Regions from separate parts of the Homo sapiens genome. Here region 1 is linked to region 2. A link is a contact called in ENCODE Hi-C or POLR2A ChIA-PET data. All regions are on one chromosome and are shown on one strand. Each heading gives the region's core, a stretch centred on a gene start or an enhancer-like site at or near the end of the contact. The rest is flanking DNA. Distances are from core to core; before and after follow the strand shown. Region 1 has its middle 29 kb from the start of LINC02954. Region 2 overlaps TMEM132A (transmembrane protein 132A).

Region 1 (2,940 bases), core at 321-2,820, 89 kb after region 2:
TACAGAAATGACGTCCGGGCACCCTCTTGGGCTCCTTGCTTCTTTTTACTTCTCTGGTATCCCAGATAACGTTCCTAAGGGAAGAGTGATGCTACCCATATTTGAGTTTCTCCCACATGCTGTCCAAGCAGATAACTTTTGCCTCATGTAGGGCTCCACCACACCACTACAGAGGCTGTGTGGACAGAGAGGAAGAAGCCACTAACTGCCAGGGTTTAGTGGGAAAAGCATGACAAAAGAGGGAACAATCAAGTCGGCCATTGAAGGTTGTGTAGGAGTTTGCTGGATGGATGAGTGAAGGATGTTCTCAGTAGCAACACGTGCAAGTATGGTGCATGCCGCCTGAAGGCCAGGGGAAAAGGGGGTGCGCAGGTGGGAAAGACCATGGGGAGCATCTCCAAGGGTCTTGTGTAACTTGACCCTTGTCATTGTCTTAGACCTGCTGGGAGTTGCGAGCAGTTTCTAAGGCAGGGAAGTGATCCGATGAGACGGATGCTCTAGAAAGGTTGCCGCTATGAAGCGGAGGGAGGTTTGATGGGGCTGGGGCCTGGAGGAAGGGAGGCCAGCTGGGGGGTGGTCAGCACTGGGAGATGGAGAAGAGGGAACGAGTTGGAGACGGATTCAGGACTTGGAGAGTGATCACAGACATGGGAGATGATTTTCCAACACAGCAGCCTCCAGCCATGATGACAATATGACGGTGACATTAATGATAGCTTCGATTCCTGAGGGCACACTCAGAACCTGTGTGTCGGGCACTGTTCTGAGCACACTGCAGGTACTGACTCATGTATGCTCTCAACAGCCCCATGAAGAACCAGCATCATCCCCATCTTATGACTGAGGGAACAGGCTCAAGAATGTTCAGTTTTTCCCAGGGCTATCAGCTGAACATGGTGTGGCTGGGCCCTGGCTGCCACTGCCCCTGCCCTCCTCCTTTCCATGTGAAGGTACAATCCACACCAAAGGCTCACTTCTGTGCCTCCCAATGCCCAGCTGGAGCCACACACAGCTCTTCAGGCCCCACAATTAATTGGCATCCTCCAGACATCTGAGAGAGCCCAAGGGGACCAGGTCAGGAGCACGCTCTGGCAGGATTATCCCACCAGGGCCCACATGGATGTGGCTCTCAGGCTCCGAGGCTGCTCCCAGGGAGCACAGGTACTGGCTTTCCTTCCTTGGCAGGGCATCACCTGCGGGTCCCTAACCTTGTCCCCTGGAAACCTCACCTCCGACGTACACCTGTCCATCCCCCACCCCTCCCTATCGCCCCATCTGCGGTTTCCACTTCCGCCCCTCTCAAAGACCCTCTTCATGGTTCTGGTGAACGGACAGAGCGGCTGGAGCCCGTGTGGCCACCTGGCGTGGACCTCTCTTGGCCGCCGTCCCCGGCCCCCCGTCCTCGCTTCGTGAGGATGGGATGGAGTCTCCAGAGTGGGGAGGTGCAGGGGAGCCCCAGGGAAGGGATGGGTTGAAAGAAGCTTCAGTGGAAAGTTCATCTCCCGCCACATCCTTCAGCTGTTTACCAGTTTGACGGAGTTCTGGCATCCTGACATGAAAAGAGGCTCACCTCTCACCAACATCATTGAGGAAGGACCGAAATAGCAACAAAGGGAGACAAAGGAGGGGGGCGGGGGGTGGGGAGAGAGAGTCATGAGACAGAGAGGAAAAGAGGAAGACAGAGGGAGGGAGCGGTGTGCCTGAGCAGACAGTGGAAGGCAGGAGCAGCCAGACAAAGCCTTTGTCTTCCCTGGCCCCGAACCCCGCACTTGCTGGACCCCTTACATTGTGGCCTCACTTAATTCTCAAAACCTCCCAGAGCCTTAAGGTCTCCTAACGTCTGTTACCTTCCCTGTGGGAAAAGTGAAGCCCAGAGAAGTCATGGGACTAGTTCAAGGTCACCCAGCTAGGACCAGGGGAGCCAGGTTCACAGCCAGTCAGTGCAGCTACCACGGGGCAAGCAGGAGGGCGGGGAGGAGAGAAGATGGAAAGGTGATAGGCTGGAGGGGGAGAGGGTGGGTGGGAGGCCGGGAGACCATGACACGTTCTGTCCTGGGGAAGGATCCCCCACCCCCTCCGCAGAGGACCCGGGCCCTATCCTGGCTGAGGGCAGGTGCCCCCTCCCTGGCTCCCTTCCCCCAGCTCGTCCCACTTGCCCAGCCACCCACCAAGTGCAGAAGGAGGGGGAGGGGAGGGAGTGGTCCCCAGGGCCATGGGCTCTGGCTGAGATTCATTTTCCTTCAAGCCCCCTGCTCACAAAGAGTCCCTCTACCTGCGAGGTCTCCTGCCTCCCCTCCCTACGCTTAGCCCGACCAGGCCCACAATCACTGCCTCCTCTTCATTCTTCCACACAGTGGGGAGACAAAATGATCCTCGTCCAGACACTCACAGACACATTCCCCTCCATGGCCTCCAGGTCACACACACGGCTCTCCCTAGAAACAACAGCACTGGGTCCATGGGGCTCCGCTTCCTTCCCATGGCCTCCCCTCTGGGGTGACCATCCCTCCCTCCAGGCCTCACTCTCTGCCCTGGTTTCAAGGCAGGTGAAGGCTGTTTCTTATCTGAGGATGAGATACTAAAATAACTGGGGTCAGTAGCCCCCCTCAACTTTTCTGCATAGCCAAGACACAGCAATACCCTTCATCGCATCACTCCGATAGTCACCCTCTTTTCCCCCTTCTGTGGCCGGTGCCGTGACTTCCTGCAGTCTGCTCTGCGTTTGCTGCCCTTGCCTGCAGTCCTCCCACCTTCTTGGCAACCTGAAGACTAGGTGGGTGCATCCTGCGTGCAGCAGGAGAGACTCGGTACATGCTAGAGATGTACAGCCCCAGACGCATGTCTGTCCCTGCAGGACCCTCTCAGCTCATGCCCACGCTCACCCTCTAGCAAGAACAACCCATCCTGTAAGAGAGCCCTTCTGTGGTCCAGGGCCAGGCA
Region 2 (3,118 bases), core at 199-2,698:
CCTCTCCCTATGGCTGTCCTTCTCTGATCACACTGTGGCCCCAGCTGAGCTCTACGACCGCCGTGACCTGGGACTGTCCGTCTCAGCCGAGGAGCCTGGTGCCATCCTGCCAGCTGAGGAGCAGGGTGCCCAGCTCGGGGTGGTGGTGAGTGGGGCAGGCGCCGAGGGGCTGCCGCTGCATGTGGCTCTGCACCCGCCCGAGCCCTGCCGCCGGGGCCGCCACCGTGTGCCTCTGGCCTCTGGCACCGCCTGGCTGGGGCTGCCCCCTGCCTCCACTCCAGCCCCTGCTCTCCCATCCAGCCCTGCTTGGAGCCCACCAGCCACAGAAGCCACCATGGGTGGTAAACGGCAGGTGGCAGGCAGTGTCGGGGGCAACACAGGTGTGAGGGGCAAGTTTGAGCGGGCAGAGGAGGAGGCCAGGAAGGAGGAGACCGAAGCCAGGGAGGAGGAGGAGGAAGAGGAGGAGGAGATGGTCCCTGCCCCTCAGCATGTCACTGAGCTAGAGCTGGGCATGTACGCCCTGCTGGGAGTCTTCTGCGTGGCCATCTTCATCTTCTTGGTCAATGGTGTGGTCTTCGTCCTGCGCTATCAGCGCAAAGAACCTCCCGACAGTGCCACTGACCCCACCTCCCCCCAGCCCCACAACTGGGTCTGGCTGGGCACTGACCAGGAGGAACTGAGCCGCCAGCTGGACCGGCAGTCCCCTGGCCCGCCCAAGGGGGAGGGGAGCTGCCCCTGTGAGAGTGGGGGAGGAGGGGAGGCCCCTACCCTGGCCCCTGGCCCTCCTGGGGGCACCACCAGCTCCTCAAGCACCCTGGCCCGAAAGGAGGCTGGGGGGCGGCGGAAGCGAGTAGAGTTTGTGACATTTGCGCCAGCCCCTCCAGCCCAGTCACCTGAGGAGCCTGTAGGGGCCCCTGCTGTGCAGTCCATCCTTGTGGCAGGCGAGGAGGACATCCGCTGGGTGTGTGAGGACATGGGGCTGAAGGACCCTGAGGAGCTTCGCAACTACATGGAGAGGATCCGGGGCAGCTCCTGACCCTCCACAGCCACCTGGTCAGCCACCAGCTGGGGCAACGAGGGTGGAGGTCCCACTGAGCCTCTCGCCTGCCCCCGCCACTCGTCTGGTGCTTGTTGATCCAAGTCCCCTGCCTGGTCCCCCACAAGGACTCCCATCCAGGCCCCCTCTGCCCTGCCCCTTGTCATGGACCATGGTCGTGAGGAAGGGCTCATGCCCCTTATTTATGGGAACCATTTCATTCTAACAGAATAAACCGAGAAGGAAACCAGAGCTGGGACTGCTGCCGTCTGTCCGGTAGAGTGAAGCAAGGGGGCTGGAATAGGGCCTGTTCAGCCCCTGTCCCTGCTGAAACGGCTGTGGGAGGCTGGGCCCTGGGACGCCCTCTCATAGCGTCCAGCGATCCAGACAAATAGGAGAGCCGTGACGGCCTGAATGCCAGCCAGCAGGAAGAAGTAGAGGTCCATCCGGCAATTGTTGATGTTCCCTGGGGAAAGGAGGGGTTAGATTTGGGTCAGGACAGGGATCCTCTGTCTTGCGCCCTGTGCCTGCCGTGTCCTAGCCCTGGGGCTGGCAACTGAGGCCATGTGGGCAGTGGTGGGATCTGAAGACACTGGACAGATACCCACTAATGTTTGACTTCCTGAAGATCTCCAGGGGTGTCTACAATTCCTCTTCAGCTATTCAGAAGGGGGCGTGAAATATAAACACCATGAGAAAGGTAACCCTTCAGCCAGAGATGGCAGAGTTCCAGAAGCAGAAAGGAGCCTTGGAGGTCCACTAAGTTCAACACTTGGGGAAAGAAAGGCCCAAGGAGGGAGGCCACGCTGTGGGTGACTGGCCAAGCCCGGGCTAGAACCCCATTCTCCCAAGTCTAGCCCTCTACTTGCTTCTCCCCAGAGTCAAAGCACTTTAGCAGTTGCCACCTCCTTTCCAAGCCTCCCTCCATCCATGTCCCACTCCTGGGGAGGCCCCATACTCACCAAAGTCCTTGGGGCAGTGCAGCCAGCCCCCGGGCAAGGACAGCAGTGCCACTAGGCTGGAGCCCAACAGTGAGCCCACCCCCGACAGGCAGAAGAAGATGCCCATGATGGCGCCCTGCATGGAGCGCGGGGCCTCTGAGTAGGCAAACTCCAGGCCTGCAGAGGGGGAGCAGAGACGATCTCAGGGGCTGGTGCAGGCGCAGAGAACAGGCCCAGGCCCCTGCTTGCTGCCCCTGACCCTGCCCCCACCAAGCCACCCTCCAGGCTTCCCCTGGATGCCTGTCCACTCAGTGGCAATGACAGCACCCATGCATCAATGCCGCCTTCCCCTCTGCCCTGCTCACCTGCCTCCTGGCTGAACCCCTGCACCGGGGTACTCCATGCGCTGCCCCAATAGCTCTGTCTCCCCTCCTCCCCTTCCTGCCAGGTCTATCATTTCAGTGACAGCACCATCTTTACCTCCTCTCTCTCCCCACCCTCTCTGCCCACCTTCAACGTCATCGTCAAATTGTTTTGATACAGCCTCTGAAATCTATTCTAAATATATGTCCTTCTCTCTATTCCCTCTGCCCTGGGTCCAACCCCAGCCCTGGTCACTTTCTGCAAATGCCTCTTAAACTCCCCTGACTCCTGTCCTCCTCACACAGCCAGGAGCATCAGTCTAAAGGACCTCGGATGGGGTCCTTTCCCGGCCAAAACCCCCTGGAGAGGAGGGGCGCTGTTGCCTTCAGGAGAAATCCCAAGGTGCAGGCTCAGCGCACAAAGCCCTTCGACACTTCGGCTCCCTGCACCTCCCATGCCTCTCCAGCCCTATCCCCCACGCTTCCCAAAGGCTTGGGCCTTTGCTTATGCTGTTCCCTCTGCCTGTAAGACCGCTCCTCCTACCCACTCACCTGCCCGCCTCCTCTCCATGCTTAAGGGCTCCCACTGCACTCTGCCCTGACTTCCACAGCACTCCACTGGCTCACTGTTTGCCTGACTCTCTCCCCATCTGAGTGAGCTCCCAGGGTCAGTCTTTTCTTTATGTCTGACCCAGCCTAGCCCTGGGCCCGCAGCTGAGGAAGCCCTTGCTTTTTTGCTGACTGAAGGGCCTGCCCCAGCCTTGCAGCTCTAGCTCCCA

The links. Hi-C counts contacts between places; a loop is a spot of excess contacts on that map. ChIA-PET counts read pairs that join two places held with the same protein, here RNA polymerase II (POLR2A).
Region 1: a loop to region 2 is called in a map of endothelial cell of hepatic sinusoid, with 7 times the contacts of the local background. The contact joins two enhancer-like sites. A Hi-C loop is called at or near these places in 3 of 168 maps with a recorded cell type or tissue (endothelial cell of hepatic sinusoid, mesothelial cell of epicardium and posterior cingulate gyrus). POLR2A ChIA-PET finds 5 or more read pairs at or near these places in 4 of 52 experiments (B cell, BJ, WTC11 and 1 more).

What each region holds. Positions count from the first base shown.
Region 1 is chr11:61,024,866-61,027,805 of GRCh38, forward strand. No RefSeq gene overlaps it. Among named protein-coding and RNA genes, the nearest start is that of LINC02954, 29 kb to the right of the region's middle. RefSeq lists an enhancer at 1,318-1,883. Within about 2 kb of position 1,571, at least 4 of the 41 ENCODE cell types and tissues checked have a DNase peak (open chromatin) inside an H3K27ac peak, as active enhancers do; they include B cell, where a contact is called at or near this core.
Region 2 is chr11:60,935,872-60,938,989 of GRCh38, forward strand. It overlaps TMEM132A (transmembrane protein 132A), which reads left to right. Exons shown (of 11, transcript NM_178031.3): 11 at 1-1,288. The coding sequence ends at 1,036. It overlaps SLC15A3 (solute carrier family 15 member 3), which reads right to left. Exons shown (of 8, transcript NM_016582.3): 7 at 1,999-2,154; 8 at 1,213-1,502. The coding sequence ends at 1,348. Among named protein-coding and RNA genes, the nearest start is that of TMEM132A, 13 kb to the left of the region's middle. RefSeq lists a silencer at 153-302. Within about 2 kb of position 1,449, at least 6 of the 41 ENCODE cell types and tissues checked have a DNase peak (open chromatin) inside an H3K27ac peak, as active enhancers do; they include B cell, where a contact is called at or near this core.